Linked DNA regions of Homo sapiens: region 1 is linked to region 2. A link is a loop called in an ENCODE intact Hi-C map of the cell type or tissue named here. Cell type or tissue: A673. All regions are shown on one strand. Each heading gives the region's core, and the rest is flanking DNA. Links, peaks and the distances in the headings are about the cores only.

The links. A loop is a pair of places that touch in the nucleus more often than their neighbours do. Peaks named below come from ENCODE experiments on the same cell type or tissue, not always from the same donor. Only the 100,000 strongest peaks of a DNase experiment are listed, where the experiment ranks them.
Region 1: a loop joins it to region 2, with 7 times the contacts of the local background. A loop is called at or near these places in 4 of 110 quality-filtered maps.

Annotation. Positions count from the first base shown.
Region 1 is chr1:198,925,170-198,935,846 of GRCh38, reverse strand. All of the region lies in intron 1 of MIR181A1HG (MIR181A1 host gene), which reads left to right. Among named protein-coding and RNA genes, the nearest start is that of MIR181A1HG, 6.9 kb to the left of the region's middle. RefSeq lists an enhancer at 6,688-6,737. In A673, for the core only: no CTCF peak of the experiment used is centred there; DNase peaks (open chromatin) are centred at 3,396, 5,396 and 5,746; H3K4me3 peaks cover 5,473 bases; H3K27ac peaks cover 6,246 bases.
Region 2 is chr1:199,154,541-199,165,217 of GRCh38, reverse strand. LINC02789 (long intergenic non-protein coding RNA 2789) reads right to left here. Exons shown (of 4, transcript NR_147896.1): 2 at 3,733-3,795; 3 at 2,648-2,753. The region is part of intron 1 of LOC107985243 (a long non-coding RNA gene); the gene reads left to right. Among named protein-coding and RNA genes, the nearest start is that of LINC02789, 11 kb to the right of the region's middle. In A673, for the core only: no CTCF peak of the experiment used is centred there; DNase peaks (open chromatin) are centred at 3,227, 3,747, 4,397, 5,227 and 2 weaker places; H3K27ac peaks cover 8,000 bases.

The DNA of each region.
Region 1 (10,677 bases), core at 1,358-9,357, 230 kb after region 2:
CTCTCATGTTATCTACACCTCCCCCACCGCCGCCCACTGTGTGCTGAGACACCTGAAGGCTAGACATAATGATCAACAGAGCTCCAGCCTGTCTGGACTCCAGCCAGATTTTTTTCCCCTTCTACAATCAAGGAGCTTGCACGCAATGCATGCCGAGCCTATTCCACTGCTATGTGCAGATCCGGGATGGAAGTCTTACACATACTGCGGAAAGATTAAAGACAACAATATCCCCTTTCTCTTACCCTAGACAGCCTCAATTTTTAACCCTTTCATTACCTTTGAAACCAAGACGTCTTACCCATTCAAAGGCAGGTCTCAAGGGACTTTGCAACTCCCGCACCACATCATACAGATGCACATGCCTCATTTGGTGTAGAAATCTCATCTCAACAGATCTTATCAGAATATTTTAGGAACTAATAGTGTGCTAACTAAACATAATGTAATTTGTTTGTGTGGGGAATGCATGTTTGAATGAACTTATGCTGCATGAAATCTGGAACAAGTCAAAGGTCTGTCGAAAGATTCTTGCAAACCTTGCAGAAGGTTATATACCATTTCTGATGATGCTGTTCTTTAAGCATCTTTCTCTCTCTCTCTCCTCACACACACACATACATACACACATACTCGCTCTCTTTTCTCTTTCTCTATCTCAAGATGCACACACTCAACCAGGAAATTATATCATTATATCACAGAGAAATCCAGGTTAGCTGGTGATGTCATCATATATAAAATTTTGCCTTTGTGGGCAACATTTTCAATCACCTAATCGCTAATGTATGTTGGGTGTGTGCCCATAGGAAGTTCACGTGCTCGTGGGGTTAACCGACACCCACAGGAAAGGACTATTTTATTCGCAGCTATCTTTCTTTTGAAGATGTGTTTATGGGGCAGGATGGGTATGTTTATCAAGATAGATGTAGTCAGAGTTTCCTGGTTCTAGGAAGCCTTATTAATATGCTGTTTGAACATTTGAAAGGTGGCTGAATTTCAATGATATAAATAGGATGTAGAAATGGTGAGCATTTTGAAATCAAGTTGGATAAAAATGCTACAATACTTCAATTTATTATGACTTGGTGTTTTTTATTCGCCACTTAACATTTTGTAACAATTAAATCCTTTTTACTTTTAACTTATTTCTTTAGGAGAGAACAGTTTTGTACCAATGATTTAGAAGTAATGCTCTCTCATGTGCTTTTATAAGGGTATATCTATGGATTAGATAGTAGTTGAATTAACTTTCGTGTGAGCTAGTTCAGGGTTTGTATTTATTTTCAAGTCTGTTTTATGGGTCTTATACTGGATAGTTACTCACCAAACATGTGCTCAGATTTTTATTAATGCACACATTTCAGTACATTATTTTATTTCACTCCAATAAAGTTTAATACTTTTACCAAAACATATTGCCAGATTTGAGAGGTAGATATAGAACAACTCTGTATACATTCTACCCCTTAACTACCAAGTTTTGATGTGTAATTTAAATTAATCTTCATTAGAATAGAATGACTGCTATACTTACCAGTTTTTACATACCACGTATCTGATACATGAGTTTTAAAATTTTGGAATTTGCTCTTAATACTTCTTCATTCTTGCGTACTAAAAAGCAATTAATCTGAAAGGAATTTCAAAGCATATATGTATAAACAGCACTACGTATATGTCAACAAATTAATAAGATTCATTTTGCCAATGTATTTTGTGACTGTTTTAAAACAAATGAAAAAATGTTTTGTTCTTTTTCTGCTTTCATGTTACTATTGTTAAGAAAAGTATGTAGCTAAAGAATTGACACATTTTGTACTTAGAGAAAACAAGCTACACAAGTTAGATGACAGTCTATAGGGTAAGACTCCACTATGAACTAATAAATAACTTCGTTAAGAAATTCTTGGCCTAACTCTGTAATTTTGACATAAACAGTTCTTCCAACATATAGTGGAAGATTGATGATTAATTATATAATTTCCTTATCAAAGATTAAAATGGGCAAATAGTTGTGTTTAAATTTTACCTACTTTCAAAAAACAATACATGACATTGCCCATTGGGTACAGGTTACTGAAAAGGCATCTTTCAAAGACAAGAAGATAATGGACTTGATTGAAATAGTTGAACTACGTAACGCCAATTCAAGAACAAATGGTTTTTCAGAGCATAACGGAGAAAGAACAATTTACTATAGTACAGTTTATTCTTCTTACACAATGGCAATGATTTATTTGAAATGGCAGAACAAACATAGTAGATATACAAAAACAACCAGTGGGCATTTTATGTCAAAGATATGTCAAGAGGCTTTTGTTTCATATATTAGAATATTTTAATCCAAGTATTTATCTGAAGACTTAGCTTAAATCTACATCGTTGTTTAGCATGTGCTGATATTATGATCATGTATGTCTCTTACATGCATGTAGCATATTTAGTATATATATATATGTATATATATATATAATGTATTTGAATATAGTCTTCTGACCCCAAATAATTGTTGTCACTTTATAATAAGAGTTCTTGAAGACTACTAATGTACTTCAATACAATAAAATTCAGATTGCGATATCAACTAGCTATGTCTATACTACCAGAAGGGCATTATCAGATATTGGATGAATTAATGTATTGATGTTATAATTACCACAAATACCTCATGTCAAAGAAGAATATCAAAAGATATGACTCTAATTTGACAAACAGTATAAAATGTGATTTTTAAAACCATCTCTGTTTCTTACTACCATGAAAATGATTTGCAAAAGAAGACTCAACACTTAAAATTTCTCTTCATGAAAAGAGAATTTTTTTTAACTTAGCCTTTAGGCATAGGGCCTGAAATTATTGTGAGTAGATACCTGAGCACTGTGCAGAGAATGCACAGGAACCTCAAGTTGCGATGAGAAAACAAGGGAAACTGGTTTGGCTGCTTTATGTTTCAAATTTTATTCTTGCAATCCTACATGACGACAATACTCAAAATTAATTTGAGTGAAAACTATCAAAGTTATTTTCACAATTTTCAAAAGATCCACTGTCTTGTTGACACTCTATGAAGGAAAAGTGTTCTAAAAATGATTGAATGTTCTACTGAGTGAAACTCAGTCAAGCTCAGTGAGGCGCTGGGGTCAAATGGGCTCATGAATCACAGATAGGAAATGAACTGTGTATTGCATATTTGAAAGTTTAAAAAGAAACATTTGGGATATTTTACCGTAAACAGATTTTGGTTTGATTTCTGGCACATCTTTTTAAACATCAAGACTGCAGTTCAGCTGAAATAACTTTTTATATGTATAGCTAAGACCAGATGGCCACGTGCTCCTTTCTTATTTAGATGAGACTTTTCCTTTCAATAACATCTTTCTTCCTGACCTGCTTAAAAATTCCAGCGAATGAAATCAGCACAGGATTTTCAATTCTAATTGACCATGTGCAGAGGAAGGGCCAGTAGAGAAATCAGTAGAGGCATTGTGAGGCTCACTGCCTCAGTTTTGTCTTTGTGTTTTACCATTACAAGCCAATCTAGACTAATCAAAAGCATTTAATTTTTATTAATATTAATATAGCTGCAAGATTTGTCTTCAATGAAAATTATTTGAGTTGGCTTTTTCTATCATTTTATCACAAGTAATTCTTTTAAGTTATTATTCGCTTACACAGTTTCAACTGTCTAGTAAGCACTTTATTGGTTAAAAAATAAAATATTGGTTGAATTAAGATGAAAGAATGGTTGTACTAAATTAATTTTTCTTGTTATTTAAAAAAACATTATTTTTGGAAGATACATATGCTTTTTAAATTTACCATGAAAATATTCACTATATAATATTCTTGGTTCATTATCTGTATAGTCATTTTATAAAGAAAATATTTTTATGTAAATTTTATTTGAACTTGGACCAGTAAAAAAAATCAAGAATAGAACGTGAGCTCCATATTCAGTATAGCTCAGCGAATTACGTATGTATTAAAAGTGGGCATCTAAGTTCCCAGAATTTTTTTCTTTTTGAAAAATTCTTGACTCAAATAATTATCTTAATTAATTACTGCAAAGAGTCAAAGATTTTTTTAAAAGACATTTATTATTCGAATGGTGAAAATATTAGATGAAAACAAGTTATCCAGACATATTGACATTTGTTTGCCTAATAAAGATAGAAAAAACCATAAACCAAAGGTGTATACTTTAAAAATATATAATAGAGTTAAGAAAAACTCCAAATTAATTATCAGGGTTTTTGAAGTGGTCTCAGGGCAACACTCTATCTGATTGGGTGTTCTTTGCTCATTCTTCATCAGGTACTTTATATCTCAAGCAAATCTATTAGTTGTCCAAAAATATGTGCTGCCTAATCATCAAAAGCCATGTTTTTTCAATTGTTTGAAAAGTGCAAGTCTTATGAATGATAAGATCAATTATAATTTTTTTAAATCAAAATTTCAGAGAAAACTGAACTGTATTTGTTCATGGGATTCACAAATATAAAGACATGTTCTAAGCCACCAAAATATGAAGTAAATTCTTTATGAACATGGAAAATTTAAATATCTGAGATCATCTTTTATATATATGTGTGTGTATATATATATTCAATCTATATAGAGAGAATATATAATTATATATATGTTCTGTGAATCAATTTGTGCTTCCAAAATATAAGAATTTTCCAATATTTGATGATTTTCCCATCAATTTAGGAATTATAAAAACCCATTAGAAAAATTAAGGGCAGTGATTTAGCCAATTCTTGTTTTCCTACCTCAAATAAATACAATATTTTTAGAAACTTAAGAAATCAAACAAAATATACACACAAAAAAAGCATAAAAGTATTACATTATACAAATTTCTAGTTTTGCTTTACTTTTAAAACTATACATTTTAATAGTGCTGAATCTAACTTTGTTGGTGGGAGGTAATGGATAATAGAATCTTGGGGGAAAAAACAGTAAAATTACATCGGTGTTATAATTTCAGATGGTTGAAGCTAAGATGTTCTGGACAGATAGTTTTAAATAAGGAATAGAACTCTGAGCTACTCCCATTTTTCTCCTTTTCCTTGTTACTCTGGAAAAATTGGTCTTGATCCTGCAAGATTGTAGATAATCAAAAATATTACATAAAATAAGAAACACTTTCTACTTATCTTTGAAATAAGTTTTGGTACTTTTATTTGTGTTGGGTCATGGTTGAGATTTACTGCTCTGTTTCCATGTATCCTGATTCTGTAGGCGAACAGAGCATAAAAAAATAGGGCCAGTTAGGGAAGCTTTGCAATCGTGCAAAATGTCTGCCCCTTGCTGTATCCTCTTTCCTGTTCTCTAAGACTGCGACAATCAGTTAGGAACAGCAATCCTTGAGAAACCCAGGCCTCTTTTAACTCTCCAGGGACACTACTTCTATCTGTTTTCATGCTCCTTCTAAAGGATCCTCCTTCAGACTATAGCACACTTCCTGAACTTCCACCCAGTTTGCTACATTCCCAGTCATTTCTGCTTAGTTAGGACTTTGCCTCACCCTCAATGGTGCTCTTTATGTTTCACACGCAGAGCTGTCTTCTTAAATTTTTGTTTTAAAATGTTATATTTTTAACTCTAAGGGAAACAGGGTTAACAGGGTAGACATGACATCAAAAGGATAAATGTAGGGACCGACGCAGATGTCTTTGGCATTCTGAAAATCTGCAGTGTAGTAGACAGAATAATACGATTACACTGAATTTGATTGGGCAGCTCTCACTTCTGGTTCATGAAGTGTTCCCACTTCAGAGTGGAAGGCTTCTCTCAACTAATGCACTTGAAGTAGATGCTCGACTCATTCTTGTGGTTTATACTTGATTCGGTATATTTCCTGTAGGGAAATTACTGTTTTAACTTAAAGGAACTAACTTCTCCTTCAGCAAATGTTGGACTAGAAAAATAAAAGACAAGTATGAAAAGAGGAGACTATGCCAATAAGAATATCAGGGTGTAAACTGTATCAAATAATTTGAAATTAGAAGAGTATGTCAAAAATTGGTTATAGACATTTTTATTATACCTATGAATTATCAAGAAACTCATGAAAATACAACCACTGTGTGATGGGAAAACAGAAGTAAAAATTCCTTGCAAGGTTTTAAGTATTAATTTAATTCTATTGCTTTAAAAACATTTATAAAAGAGACATAATTCACTGATTTGTATAATTGTTTGATTGGCTTGTTACTATTAGTTATCTATTCAAAATATATTGGGAGAAAATGAAACACTCAGTCACTACTCTGGTTATTATGAGCCACTTTACAAAGTGCCTCTTGCCCTGAAAAGAGTTAACGATTTAAGCTGACAACAGTGACTATGAAGAAATTCATTATTTGGTTAGTCTGAGGACAGAAAGGGGTTAATTTTTCAAATCTTTTTGAAGGGGGCAGTGGGGGGAAACTGAAAGATGAAAACCAAACCAAAGACTAAGCTGCTAGTGATTTGGTTGTATTTATGGATTATACTACATGTTGAAAAGAGGAAAATCAGAGCTGTAAGATGACGCTGCAGGGGTCGTCTGGACTTTTCACTGAGTCCAAAGTCTATTTAGTCAATGCTTATTAAGGACTGGTTTTGACCTTTGCCCTTCTCACTCCTCCCTGTTCCAGGTGCAACATTTTTGCAAGTGCTTGACCATTATTAGACACTATGTGCAAACTTTAATTGTGAACGGAGTGTGTTGAACATAGCAAATAATCCAGTAGCTATGATGCTCACATTTTTATTAAAAACTTTAAAAACTCAGTAAACTTAGATTCGTTTCCTTTTATAATTAATAAATAGTGCATATTGCTCTTCTTCAAGATATAAGGCTATTCAAGTGCAACTTACATTTAAACCAGATTACTACATTTGTTGTTAGAAAGAATTCTTGTAAGAATATATCTAAAATAGTGATTTCTATTTAAGCTACTTTACTTTGAGGGGGACATAGAAAACTTTATATAATTATTTCCTCTATGTTTTCACACATACACTTTTAGTAATAAATAAAGCTCTTCTATTCTAGGCTTATATTTGTTTAAAGGATTAATTTTATTTTTAAAAATTATAAACTAAGAGATGAATACACCAACTACTTTAGTGTTTTTAGTAAACAATTTTTACTACAACATTTTATAAAATATATTTATGTATTTACATGGTGTTTGATAAATATAAATGAGCATCCATTTATACATACTAATTAATAGATTTTTTTAACAAACCAACCATATATATGCCTCTAAAATCTAATGCTATTATATGTAACATGCATAAACATATGAAATGACTCTATATTAACTATATAAACATAAAAAGGGGAAATAAAGTTTTGCAAGTATTGGATTACATTAATAACATTCAGAATTTTACTTTACTTTTCTGCTGAATGCTTTGTTTAGCAAAGAATTATCCAAATTACATAAATTCATGTATTTTAAATACATGGCTTTGAATTGTGAAGACAATAAAATATCTAACTTGAGGAAAAGGTTGGTTTTAAAATTTCACTGGAGAAATAATATATAAGCATTTCTTTTAGCTAGAAATTTAAAATGTAGAAGAAACTTTATTTTACATTTTGAAATATTTTAAACTACACAGAAAAGTAAAGCAATATGATATACATATCCATATTTCCACGATCAAGATTTATAATTTATAATATTTTGCTATACTTACCCCCAAATTATTAAAAAAAGAACTATTTATATACAGTTGAAGACTCCCATCCTCATTTCATATCCTGATTTCCCTCTGGCTATGGAAGTAATCACTATCTCATAGTTTGCAACTTATCTTTCTTGTCTCTATTTTTACATTTTAATCACCTACATATCAGAAACAATAAAAAGAATGAGGTATCAAATATATAATTCCTAACTAGTTTTTAAATTTGTCTTTAAGTTATTGAAATTTTTCAAATAAATATATTCATTGGATACTGTACTTATTAATATATTTTTAGTTTAAAACTATAACGTTGATTAAAGATTTAAATTAAAAGATCTTTCCACCTGCTTCAACTAACTTTCATGGTTGCAGAAATTGAGAAAATATGCCTCATGCCTTTATTTTATTCAAATTCTTTGGAATTAAGTCTTACATTTTAGCTATTTTTATGTTACATAAGGAATTGGTAATATGGTTAAAATATTATTCTTTAACATTATTTCTGTTTCTCCCATTTTATTGTTTTCATAAAGAAGAATGTATTACAGTTAGCTCCATGCATTAATTTTCATATGCCACACTCTCAAAGGATTATTGTAAAATATTCTAACAATCCCTAAGAATTGTCTTTTGTTGGCCAAGAAAATAGCACCAATATCATAGTTAAAGAAAGAGCATTGACAGTAGGGTTGCTTTTTGGAACTAGATTTTCCTTTAAAAAGGGGCAAACGCAATTCTGAACAAGTGTACTGAAACCAAGATCCTTATTTGAATACAGTATTACTGCAGATTTACATGAACCATGTGGTAATGCATTGCCATACAAACCTCTAATGCTCTGAGTCTGCCACGGCATCAGAGTAGAAATCTGCATCAGCACCTTTCCTATCATGTATGATCCTAAACATAATCTATAGACAAAAAAACTTCAGATGTACGTAAAGGTGAGTTTAAATGATTTGCCCCCTATTAATACTTTCCTCACTAATTAAATTATCTAGGTAGCAATATATCAAGAGATACCTATAGTCAATTTAAAACTTTAGTCAAGTTCTTAATGCCTAAAACATGTAAGCAACTGTACTACCTTTGTTAGATATTTGAGATTGCTATCCACCTAAACTATCTTCAACTCACATTTATTAACTACGAGTTATTTCAAAATTGGACAATTAGTATCCACTAGTAAATATTTACTCCAGACAATGTTTGGGCTAACATGGTCTAAAGATGAAGACAGGTGAATATGAAAGACTCCATTTTTTCTCAGGTTCAGAGAGAGTATATTATAGCCCTCAATAAATGTGACTCCTGACTTTTTACACTAGATCTATGTAAAAAATGCTGATACAATGATTGCAGCCATACCATTTATCAAAAGAGCATATTATTACTATACAATAATATATTTAAAATTCTTTATTCTGTGAGTTTTGTATGCCAAGTCATTTATTCAAAGACATCACATTTTTGCTATAAAATAAATTCAAGAATATGGAAAGCTGTTTTTTAAAGGCTGTCTTCTTATAATTTGGCCAAAAGAACTTGAAATATGTTAACTAAATATTTATTATTTTTTTCTTTTTCTTGGACATTTGTATGTTTATTAGATTTAAAAACTACCAATACTCTTTCCTCCAGATAATTACATAGTCAGTGTCTATTATTTCGGTCTTTTTTGTTTTCTTCTCCACAATTTTGGTCAATTAATTAACTGTCTTTCAGAATACCCATGTCTGTTTCTCAAGATGAAATAGCAAATAAGAAAAGCACTGGGTAAGGAGTCAGAAGACATGTTATTCAACAGCTGGGTGGCTCTCTTTGGACCTCATTTTCCTTATCAGTAATTTAGAGATGTAGGGCTGGTGGATCTCCAAGGTCTTAGGACGTATCTCTACATGATTATCTAAAAATGAGACCATTAGCCAATTAATAAATTCTGAGCTCTCAAAATAATCTCTATATTATACATGTGCCAAGTGGTCCATCCTATTTAAAATGTGGCCTCACTTGTTCAAGGTTATTCTCTTTTAGTATTTAATTTTCATATTTTAAACTCATTTGTATATGAACTTTGGTTCCTATCTGTGTCTTCTGAAAAGCATTCTTCACCAGAATCCGCTGATTTTCTTTATGAAGTATCACTTGTAAAATCACATAGCTTAAAAGGATCTTATTCAATTCTGATAATGCATTTTACAGATAAGCCAAGTAAAGTCAGGAAACAGCATGGGCACTTATTTGTAAAGATTCTTTTGGGGTAGAAATTATTCTCTGCAAATTCTGTAATAATATGGAACCATTGGGTAGCTCAAAAAAAGAAAAGATTCACTGCAGGATACATTTTAGCTATTATTACTGAAACCACATGATATGACTGTGGGGAGTTTCCAACTGCTGATTTAGACATTAATACTAAGAGTTACAAAATGGATGTCCTCAGAGTATTATCAAATTTATTATGTTTTAAGTTAGCACTACCATTATTTTTTATTATAGGAAAGTTGATCATTGAGTGACTGTTGCCAACACTTTTACCCTGAATTTTGTCATTGCAAACTTAACTCAGATTTCTTATTTCTGAATAAATGATAATAAGTTATAAATTCTCTTGCTAATTCAGACTATGCTTTAGGTTTAAATTGGTTTATAACTACGATGTACACATAATGAAGTTCCATTAATAGTAAGCATAAGGGATGGAACTTATAGATTCAAATGTCAGAAGTAGTGATAATAATATAAATCTAAACATGAAGAGTGTAACATGAGTAATGGTAGTCCATGGAGAAAAAAATCACAAGTGAGTTAAAGAAGAAATGTAACATGAATTAAAAATATACTTGAAATGTAAATAGTTATAATTATATTGACAATATTTTTTTCCACTGAAGTCTATACAAAAGATTTGATTTATGAAATTCTAATCAATAACTATTTAGATCATGCCATAAAGCAGACAATTAGAAACAAATTTTT
Region 2 (10,677 bases), core at 1,072-9,071:
GCCATATTTAATTCTGTGGTCAACTCTAAGAGATCACAGGGTCTCTTAAGTGATCATCATTTCTTTTGCCATCTCACATTGACTCATCTGACTTAGAAATGGGTGGATGAAAAGAATCTTCACTCACTATGTTTTAATGTTAGAACACAAAAACTCAAATTGGGCAGGAAGAAACAAACCTCTCTCATGTAAGAGACACTCAGTCCCCCGAAAAAGAACAAATTCTTCATTCAGAGTGAACAGCTTGTGAGAAAAAGCTTACTACCTTGCTCATAGGCAAGGGAGGTGATTGTCAAATATAGCTGGAAGGATGTCTTGCCCAGTCTTTTGCGGATGCTTGAAGTTTCTATAATACAGAGAGAAACTTTTAATTCCACAAACTCAGATGAAGTTATAAGGCTAATGTTTCTAAGAGGGAGTATACTATAGTGATTTGAATTTAGCAGGGTTGTAATAACTTGTACCAGATTGTGTCTTAATCAACCAGCAAATATTTATTGACCATCTACTATGTGCCATTTATTGACCATCTACTAGTTTTATGATAAAACTGAAGCTCAAAGGTTGTATGCATCTTCTCTGATGTCTCACTAGAATCCTCCAAGCTAAATGGTTTATTCATTTTTGGGGGCTATCACTGTGCTACCACATACTTCTGAAACCCACAGGAATGTTGCTTTCATTGTCACCTATCTTCCCCCACTGGATTGCATACTCCACACGAGAGCTGAGGCTAGCTTGGTCTCATTCATCTTGGTAACGTTCGAGTATATCAGAATCTTGGCACGCAATTGACATTTAATTCATGCTTATTAAATGAATTAATAAGACTGAATAAGATATTAATGCTACTCTATGGCACTTGACAGGTAGGACAGGAAATAAGACATGAGTGCAGAACAGTTATTGAGAGATTAGTTGCTTTAAGTTTATCATGTATAGTGGTGAGTTAGGGAGAAGAGACAGAAAAATAAATGAGATCAAGAAGTCCCCAAAAGACGCTGCCTTGTTTCTGCCAATTTTGTGTGCCAATCCTACACTCACGTTGAAAACAATTAGTTATCCATTACATTACCTTTAGATGTTCCATAGCAATTATAGTTACTCATTTATTTACTAGAAGTTTGCTTACATTTAATTGATTTATTTGAAGAACCCAAAGTAATGACATGTAGCAGAAATCATGCCTCTCTTTCTCTTTCTCTTTAGGCACATCCTGCATCTAGGTTTGAAATGAAAAGAAGTGAGCTTAGATAGGCAATTCCTATTTCCTCTAGAAAACATGATCGTTGACATGAATTTAAGCAGACAGCATGAATCAAAGATTAACAAGTCAGTTCAGTTCTGGCTCTGCAGTTTAATGGGCTTGAGGTCTTAGACCACATGCTTACTCTCTCTAAACCTCAGTTATCTCATCTCTGAAGTGGAGATAATAATGCCTACCCTGTTTATCTTTTAAAGCTGTGATGTGTAAGAAAATGCTTTACATACTATGAGCTACTATATAAATGCAAGGGACTCTTGCTATTATTATGGTCATGATTGCTCTGGTAATCATGACGATAGCACTGAATACAAATCTAAAGGGCACATCCACATAATTAAAGTGTCTTACCTCAGGAACAGCTCTAGACATTCACGTCTGTGAAACAGCATCTGATCAGTCCTTAAACTCATCAGACAACGTATACATTGATGGACCCTGAAGAATTACTGGCACATTAATTTGCTTGCCTGGAAACATCTGGATTCTCTAAAATTAGATTCCTGATGAAAGATCCCTGAAGTGTTGCCAGATTTCTGTTTAGATAATTTTATTCAGTTCAACAAACATGAATCGAATGCCTATTTAGGCCAGAAATTGTTGTAGGTAATAGAGACTTAAAGATTGGTGATCATGGCTCCTGCCTTCAAAGAGCTCACAGTTTGTGGGCAGAGACAGATACATAATTAGATGTCCACAGAATATAAAATGGAGTTATGTGTAATTATTACATAAATTACAGTGGTACTACAGGAAGTAGACTAAAGCAAAATCAGAGACTATCTTGATGGAAAGGATGCCTGAATTGAACATTAAAGCATAAGTGGAAGTTACAAAGGCAAAGTGAGTGCAAAGTGAGGGTAATTCCAAGCAGAGGGAACAACATGAGCAAAGGATCTAAAACTGGGAAAAAAATATGTGGCTATGTTGCTGGATCAGAAACCAAACTGAAAGATGTAGAGGGAGCTAAGGCTGAAGACTGGAGAAGAGAAAAACCAGTTCCTGGAAGGGCTTGTGGGTCATGTTTTTAACTGTGACAGATAGATACCACCAAAGGGTATGAAACAGATAAGAGACATTGTGAGATACAGATTTTAAATAAAATGCACTGGGTATTGCATTGATTGAAAGATAATAAAACTGGAAGCAGGGACATTTGGTTAGGGTAGCAATTTGGAGAGATGAGCCAAGGAAACAGTAATTAAGATAGGCAGCAATACTTTTGAGAAATATACAAACACACACACACACACACACACACACACACACACAGAGTGTGCAGGAAGAGACAGGACTTGACAGCTGCTTCAATGTGGCGTTGAAAAATACAAAAGTGTCAAGACAGAGCCAGGCATAGTGGCTCACACTGATAATTCTGCTTACTCTGGAGACTGAGGTAGGAGGATCGCTGGAGGCCAGAAGTTTGAGGCTGCAGTGAGAAATAATGACACCACTGCACTTCAGCCTGGGTAGCAGAGCGAAACACCATCTGAAATACAAACATTAAAAAATGCAAAATTAAAAAAAGAAAGATGCCACGATAGATTACCCAAGCACCGTACTGGTGTAATAGATATCTCAGTCTATGAAATTAAAAATTATGATATATTACTTAATTTTTATAAGCTATCTAATTTCTGACTCCAGAACAAATTCCACTAGACTGCTGGGAAAAAAATACCTGAACTCCCAAGCCCCAATCCTTACTGACATTTCTCTAGTTAGGATTTCACTATGATATTAAGGTCTTAATGCCAAGGAGTTGGGGATGGCCCATTTGGTTGTTGGCTGTGAGTCCATGCCTGTAGCTGCTGAGACAGCTGTCATCCTGGCCTATGTGGCCTTTACAAGTCCCTTAGTTCTCTCTGATGCCTCAGTGCCAAGCATGGTTGGTGGGCAAATCTTGGGAGAGAGGGCATATGTTCTCTTCGCCCAGAAGCAGTGTGAAGCCATTTTCTCCTTTTGCTGTACTTTCCTAGGAAATGGAGGGGAGGTACCTTCAGCCCCGGCAGGAAACCACAGGTCTCTCATCATTGCCTTCTTCTCTTAATCTGAGGGGAGATAATTCTCTGAGGAAAATCCTTTTCCTTTCAGGTCTCTCTGTTTTTGTGTGTTTACATCGCAATGTTTCTTCTCCTCTCTGGAGTTTAGTTTGGGCATAGAAAATACATCAAGGCAATTCCTTGCTTTTTAAAATTATCTGCCCTCTACTTCCACATGAAAAGGGTCTTTGTCTTCTTGCCATTTTACCTTTGGCAGCCGGCATCCAGAATACTCTGATACATGCTAAGAGCACACACACAAATATTTGTTTATTAAATAAATGAATATAAGGGTAAGTTATGAGCTGACATGACATATTTTAGGAGGAAAAAAGCTACCATTTTGGAATTCTCTCAGCAGTGCTATATACTGAAAGAGTAAATGAGTGAATTAATTAGAAAATGAATACAGCCATGGCTGCTTACTTTTGTTTTCTGTTCTCTGCCACATTCCTTCCCTGAGGCATTCAGCACAGAGCTGATTTCATGCTGAAAGAGAAGGAAGAGAAAGGAAAGAAAAATATTCAGAGAGGAAAAATATTAATTAAAATATTAATATAATCCAGTCAGTTTACTTATTTCAAGTCATCATCTAACACCAATCAAAATGCTTCTTACTACCTAAATTGAGTATTTTTATTGAAATGTAAAGTTTATTTCAATGATATTCAAAATATGAATTAGAGAATTGAGAGTGAGAACAGATTCTTATACAGAGTTGCAAATTTACTCATACTTAATCACACTAAGAAAAGTATTTTTTAAATTTTGTCTATGACTAATAAGATCTTACTCTCAGACCTCAGGTCCCCTACTGCTTGCTGTGATAATTTTTCCTTCCTTCCTTCCTTCCTTCCTTCCTTCCTTCTTCCTTCCTTCCTTCCTTCCTTCCTTCCTTCCTTCTTCCTTCCTTCCTTCCTTCCTCCCTCCCTCCCTTCCTTCCTTGGAAGGAACTACCAACCCTATGCAAAGTCATTTAAACATGGTGGCAAAGTTTGTGCAAGTAGAGAACGTCAGATACAAAACAAAGCAAAACAGAAACAAAACACCAAAAAATATAAATTAAGATTGTGAACTTTCAGGGCCTAGGGATAGGGGAAGGAAAATCAAGGAGCACAAGTGTTCAAAATCTGGATTGTAACTCCCTCTGTCTAGACTGGGACTGGGAGAGGAGGTACTAGAGGACTACCTTTGCCCTTGGTGTTTCCCCACTTATGTAATATACCATCTCTTCTCTGGGTTCTCTTACTATCTCATTATTGGGTAGTGCTTGGCTGCTGTAATAGGCATGGAGACATGGAGGGATATACTCCATCCATGTTAGTGGTAGTTTAGTCCTTATTATGTGAAAGAGAAAGAGGGTAGGGAGGAAGGACATATTTGGATAATTTTATCTCAAGACATTAGCCTGTCTTGTAATGCTATTACATTCCTCCACCTCCTTTTTGCATTTTAGAAACTAATTTTCTTTTTCTTTTTATTATCTTCGCTTTTAAATCACCCCCCTATCCTGTAGGCTCCTGGACCCCAACTTGCCTCAATAGACTCAGGCAAATATATATTTTCAAAATATTTTTGTATTATGCCAATATTAGAATAATTTTGAAAAAACTTAACTGTCTATTATATAATCGAGTATCAACAGTTAAGTGCCAAATATCATGCTATGGATGTTATGTGCATTTTTTCACAATATCAAATACATGCTATACATTTTATTTCCATTTTTACCTATGAAATGTATATTATTGGTTTACAGAGATAGAAATGAATGCTTAGAGAGATTAAATAATTTGCCCCAAATAATACCCCTCATAAATGGCTTTGTTGAGATTTAGACTCAGGGGATTCCTACTCAAAAGCCCATGAATTTTTCAGTACATTTTGTTGTTCACTGCCAATTCTTAACTCCATGAGAAAAATTCAGGCGCTTATAGGAATGTGTGAATCATAATTAAAAGAACACACACTCAGGGGCAGGAGACTCAGTTTCAAATTCTGCCATTTTGCAATTTTCTGTCAATAGTGTGGTAATAAGAAACAGCAAGTGCTCTTATATCCCGATTTTGTCTTTTATTAACTGTGTAAACTTGGGCAAACTCTTCTCATTTCTAAGTCTCCAACTTTTTATTTGTTCAAAAGAGAGGTTAGCATTAGGACAGCTGTGATGAGTAAGTGTGATAATACATTGCAAGCAACCTAGCACAAACCTTGGCATACAAAAAGTAAAAATAAAAATAAAACACTCAGTAAATGTAGACACCTCATCTATCCAAGAGAATTTTGATAATTTGTGAAGCATTCATTATGCTCTATATGGACCATTAGGTTATTTGATAAATGTATGAGTTTTAACACAAGTGCTACAATGTAACTATAATAAAAGCCCAAGAAATAAATGTTCATACAATGAAGTCTTTTTCTTTTTCATTTTTCTAAGAAACTGGCTCCTCATTTCTATGTTGCAGAAATGAAACAATAATTTATTATTTAAATCACTTCTTGGGGCACACATCTGATCTGGAATTCTGTACCTACTTTTTATTTATTTATTTATTTATTTTGAGATGAAGTCTTGCTCTGTGGCCCAGGCTGGAGTGCAGTGGCTCAATCTCAGCTTGCTGCAACCTCTGCCTCCCAGGTTCAAGCGATTCTTCTGCCTCAGCCTCCTGAGTAGCTGGGACTACAAGCATGCACCACAATGCCTGACTAACTTTTGTATTTTTAGTAGACATGGGGTTTCCCTATGCTGGCCAGGCTGGTTTCAAACTCCTGACCTCAGGTGATCCACCCGCCTCAGCCTCCCAAAGTACTGGGATTACAGGCATGAGCCGCTGCGCCTGGCCGTACCTACATTTTTATTACGTTAACTGGCACATAAGAAATGTACTATTTTGGGGGGTATAGTGTGATATTTTGATACATGTGTACATTGTCTAATGATCAAATCATGGTAATTAGCAAATCCATTGCCTAAAAAATTTATGATTTATTTGTGTTGGAAGCATTCACAATTCTCCCATCTAGACATTTGAAAATATACGATAAAATGTTGTTAACTTTAGTCACCTCACAGTGCTGTAGAACACTATAACTTATTCTTCCTGTTTACGCTGTAATTTTGTACCTGTCAACCAACCTCTCCCTATCTCCTCTCCCTCCTACCCTTTCCAGCCTCTAGTAAATGCAATGCTATACTCCACTTTTATTAGATCAACTTTTTTAGCTTCCATATATGAGGGAAAACATGCAGTATTGATCTTTCTGTGCTTGACTTATTTCACTTAACATAATATCCTTTAGATTCATTCATGTTGCCTTGAATGATTTGATTTAATTTTTTATGGCTAAATGGTGTTCCATTGTATATACATTGTATACTACATATAATATAATGTAGTATATATATGCAATGTGTATATATGTTCATTTTGTGTCTGTATATATATACACACATATATATGTATATATAAATTAGTATTTCATTGTGTATTGTCTTTATTCATTCATCTGTTGAGGACACTTAGATTGATTCCATATCTTGGCTATAGTGAATCGTGCTGCAACAAACATGAGAGTGTAAATATCTCTTCTACATACTGATATCCTTTCCTTTGGATATATACCCAGTAGTAGATTGTTGGATCACATGGTAATTCCATTTTTAGGTTTTTAAGAAACATACACATTGTTTTCCATAGCAAATGTACCAATTTACATTCCCATCAACAGCATATAAGGGTTCCGCTTTATAGGCATCCTTACCAGCATTTGTTATTTTTTGTCTAACTGGAGTGGGAGGAGATCTCAGTGTGGTTTTGATTTGCATTTCCCTGATGATTAGTGATACTGAACTTTTTTTCATATACTATTGGTCATTTGTATGTCTTCTTTTGAAAAATATCTATTTAAATCATTTGCCTTTTTAATTAATAATTGAATGGCTTGGGTTTTTACGCTGTTGAGATATTTTAGTTTCTTGTATAACATTTTAACAACAGTAATTTATAGCTTTCTCAAGTAGCTGGGAGCCCTGGAAAGATGGTAGGGGGAATCTGAAGCCACCTTCTGAGTTAAGCAACTGTCCTCACAGTCCAGGGCACTCAGCCAGAAGCCCTGAGCCAAGCATACAACATTCCATCTGCTGTACTAACCAAAGGTAAATGACCCTCAAACCCCAAGGGAGTGATTCAGCTTCAAGAAGGAGACCTCACCTTTTACAGGACAGTCAGGCTTGAGAGTTGCTTTGCTTAAGTGATTGAAGAAGAAAAAAAAAATCTGAGATCTAGTTAATGAAATGTATTGAGGTCATTTCCACCATTCACTGATGGAGCTCAGAAACAGAAAGTGTCAGGAGGGCTATAATTAGGAGAGAGAGTTAAAAATTTAACAGCATTCCAGATTTCAGTTACACCTGTCATCGTTTTTAACCACCCTTTCTTCCCATTTGCACTTTATTGGGCCTACTGTCTTCCCTTCTCCTTTTCAGGATTTGAGAGAAATAGGCAAAGAAAAATATTAAAGAAAAGAAAGGTGATATTTTGAAAAGATATTTGGGAGAAGCCAGTTTCAGGGATAGGTTCAGTTCTGTGCCTGTCTTTCTTTTGACTATAATTCATGTTAGCCCTCTCTGACTGAGGAGTGTGAAGTCATTTGGCTCCTGCATGTGTGTTCCTCAGTGAACGCACCTAGGGGTGTCCCCTTGTTCCTTGAGAGCACTTGTACAGAGAAAGCAGACTTGATACAACCTTCTAGAAAGTCTAGTATACAATGAGGCACCATAATTATCTTTAGGGATTTCATGTGTAGATTATTTCCCCTACTTTTGTTTTAAATAGACTTTAATTTTTAGAGCAGTTTTAGGTTCACAGCAAAATTGAGTAGAAAGTAGTTTCCATATACCCCTCTCCCTACATGTGCACAGCCTGTTCCACTATCAATAGCCCACAACAGAGTGATACATTTGTTACACCGTATGAACTTACCTTGGTACATCAGAGTCACCCAATCAATGAACTTACACTGGTACATCGAAGTCACACAAAATCCATCGCCCATAAAATAAAACCAAGTATGTTTTATTACTCTATCTCCTCTCAGAGCCATGAATACACTGTATGTCACTGGCTTGGTGAAGGACAGAGAGTACACTATAGTAAACGCTATTTCCAAATATACATGTTTGATAACACTGGAGTTGTCAGATACACATTTCTATGTATACTCTTCTAGAAGAATCAGGCCTACTGTGCCTATTTATAAGTTATTATCTCAAACATTTTCTTTCTTAACCCATGAAAACTGAAGTTAATATATTTTATTTTTTAATATTCCCTAGTGTTAATGATTTGCAAATAATCTAAATTTTTTTTCCATAGGGAAAAGATGGCAGAAAAGCAACATTTGCTTAGTAAAGATAGATTATCAAAAACAGCCTTGCTAAAAGCAGGTTAATGCTTTAAATGATGCAATTGAACAAGACATAATTAGGGCTATTTCCTTCCCCTTGTTTTAGAAACACCATGAGCCATTGGCAGAGGTGAAACGGGGTGATTTTATCACTTTTATGCTGAATTGTTTTTCCCAGTGTAGCTGTTAAGTTGTCCTTCCATAAAATGGTACCATGAAATAGTTCCACTTTGCAAAGCTGTTGTTTCATGACCAAAGAATTGTTTGCAATAATTAAATTATGGTTGCTGAAGTTCTTATTTCTTCTTTGAAGACAGTGTTTGTTTATAGGTTCATAAAGAATGGGAAGAGAAATTTCATTTTAAAATGGGCCTTTAAATAAGATTAAGAGTTGTAAATTTTCATATGCCCAAATGAATGGCTGATAATTGTATTATTCTGGGTTCTCCAGAGAAAAAGAACCAATAGAATATACCTATATATTTCCAGTCTGAGTCCAAAGGCCTGAGAACCAGGCAAGCCAATGACATAAGTTCAGTTCAAGCTCAAGTCCAAATCTGAAGGCGAGAGAAGACCAATGTCCCAGTTTGAAGACTACCAGGCAGAGAGAGCAAATTCTCTCTAACTCAGTCTTTTTGTTCTACATAGGCCTTCAATAGATTAGAGAAGTCCACCACAAAGGGAAGGGCAATCTACTTTACTAGGTCTATCAATTCAAATGTTAATTTCACCTAGAAACACTCTCACAGACGCCCAGAGTAATGTTTAACCAAACATCTTGACATCCTCTGGACCAGTCAAGTTGACACATAAAATTAACATCAGGATAATGATATCTTTTCAATTCTATTCTATTTGGTATACATTTGTGAACACTGCAATACACTGCTAGGTGCTAGAAAGAACACAGAAGACTAACACCTGGTCCTTTTCTTTGAGATGCTAACAAATTAATGTAGGAGACATACACACTTAGTTGTTATGGTATTAGCATAAACAAAGTAAGTATGATCAGAAGAGTGAGTGATTGGTTTGGATTATGGGGACTGGAAAAGGATTACAGAGAATAGAAATTAGAAAAGACATTTGAGCAATGGAACCATGTGGAAATAACATGAACAAAGGCCTGTGGGTGTGAAAAACTCCATGGAATGCCTACGTTTCTGGAATCCAAAGAGCATGGTCAATGTCTTACCCTGAAAATGTCCTCAGTGTCATACTAAGGAATATGTTTACTTCAGAATTTTGGCTACTTTGTAGGATTAATTATGTTCTTATTTTCTTATGTTTGGAACATTGTCATCATGATCACAGTTGCTATTTATGAAGAGAGATGGTCACCTAGCAAAAAGTTGAGTTACCATTCATATGGCTGATTAAAAACAAAGTTTAATGCCTTAACTTCTGGTTTCATCTTTCTGTTCTGCCTATTTTGTACTGTTTCTTCAAGAACTTATTGAGAACGGGATTCAAAGTTTAAACTACTCCTTTATACTTGGTTTTTGGCTTTTTGTTGTTTATAGATGTGAAATCATGCACACATAATTTGCTCTTAATAAAAATAATAGTAATAAGTACAAAGCAGGTAGCCTTTATTCTCTGGACAATGTTTCTCTTTCCTCATAAACTTAAATGGTTTTAAATAATGATCTATGTAATCTTTGAAACATAGACACTTTGGGCACAATGACCAGCTTTGTCTTTCTCTCTAATAAGGAGCCTAATGCAACCTAATGAACTCAGTATACAAAAATAAAGTGCATAGCAAATGGAGAAAAACTATGACTTGAAAATAGCATATCACAAAAAGCATCTTGCTTCCCAATTGGTGATTAATAATAGAAAATGTCATTATAATTAAAAGCAAAACAAATTAGGGCTCTCTGTATTTCAGTGGGCACAGATATTGCAAGCTCACTGTTTCTATCATATTTAAATTCTGCACAGCCTCAGTCTTAGCAA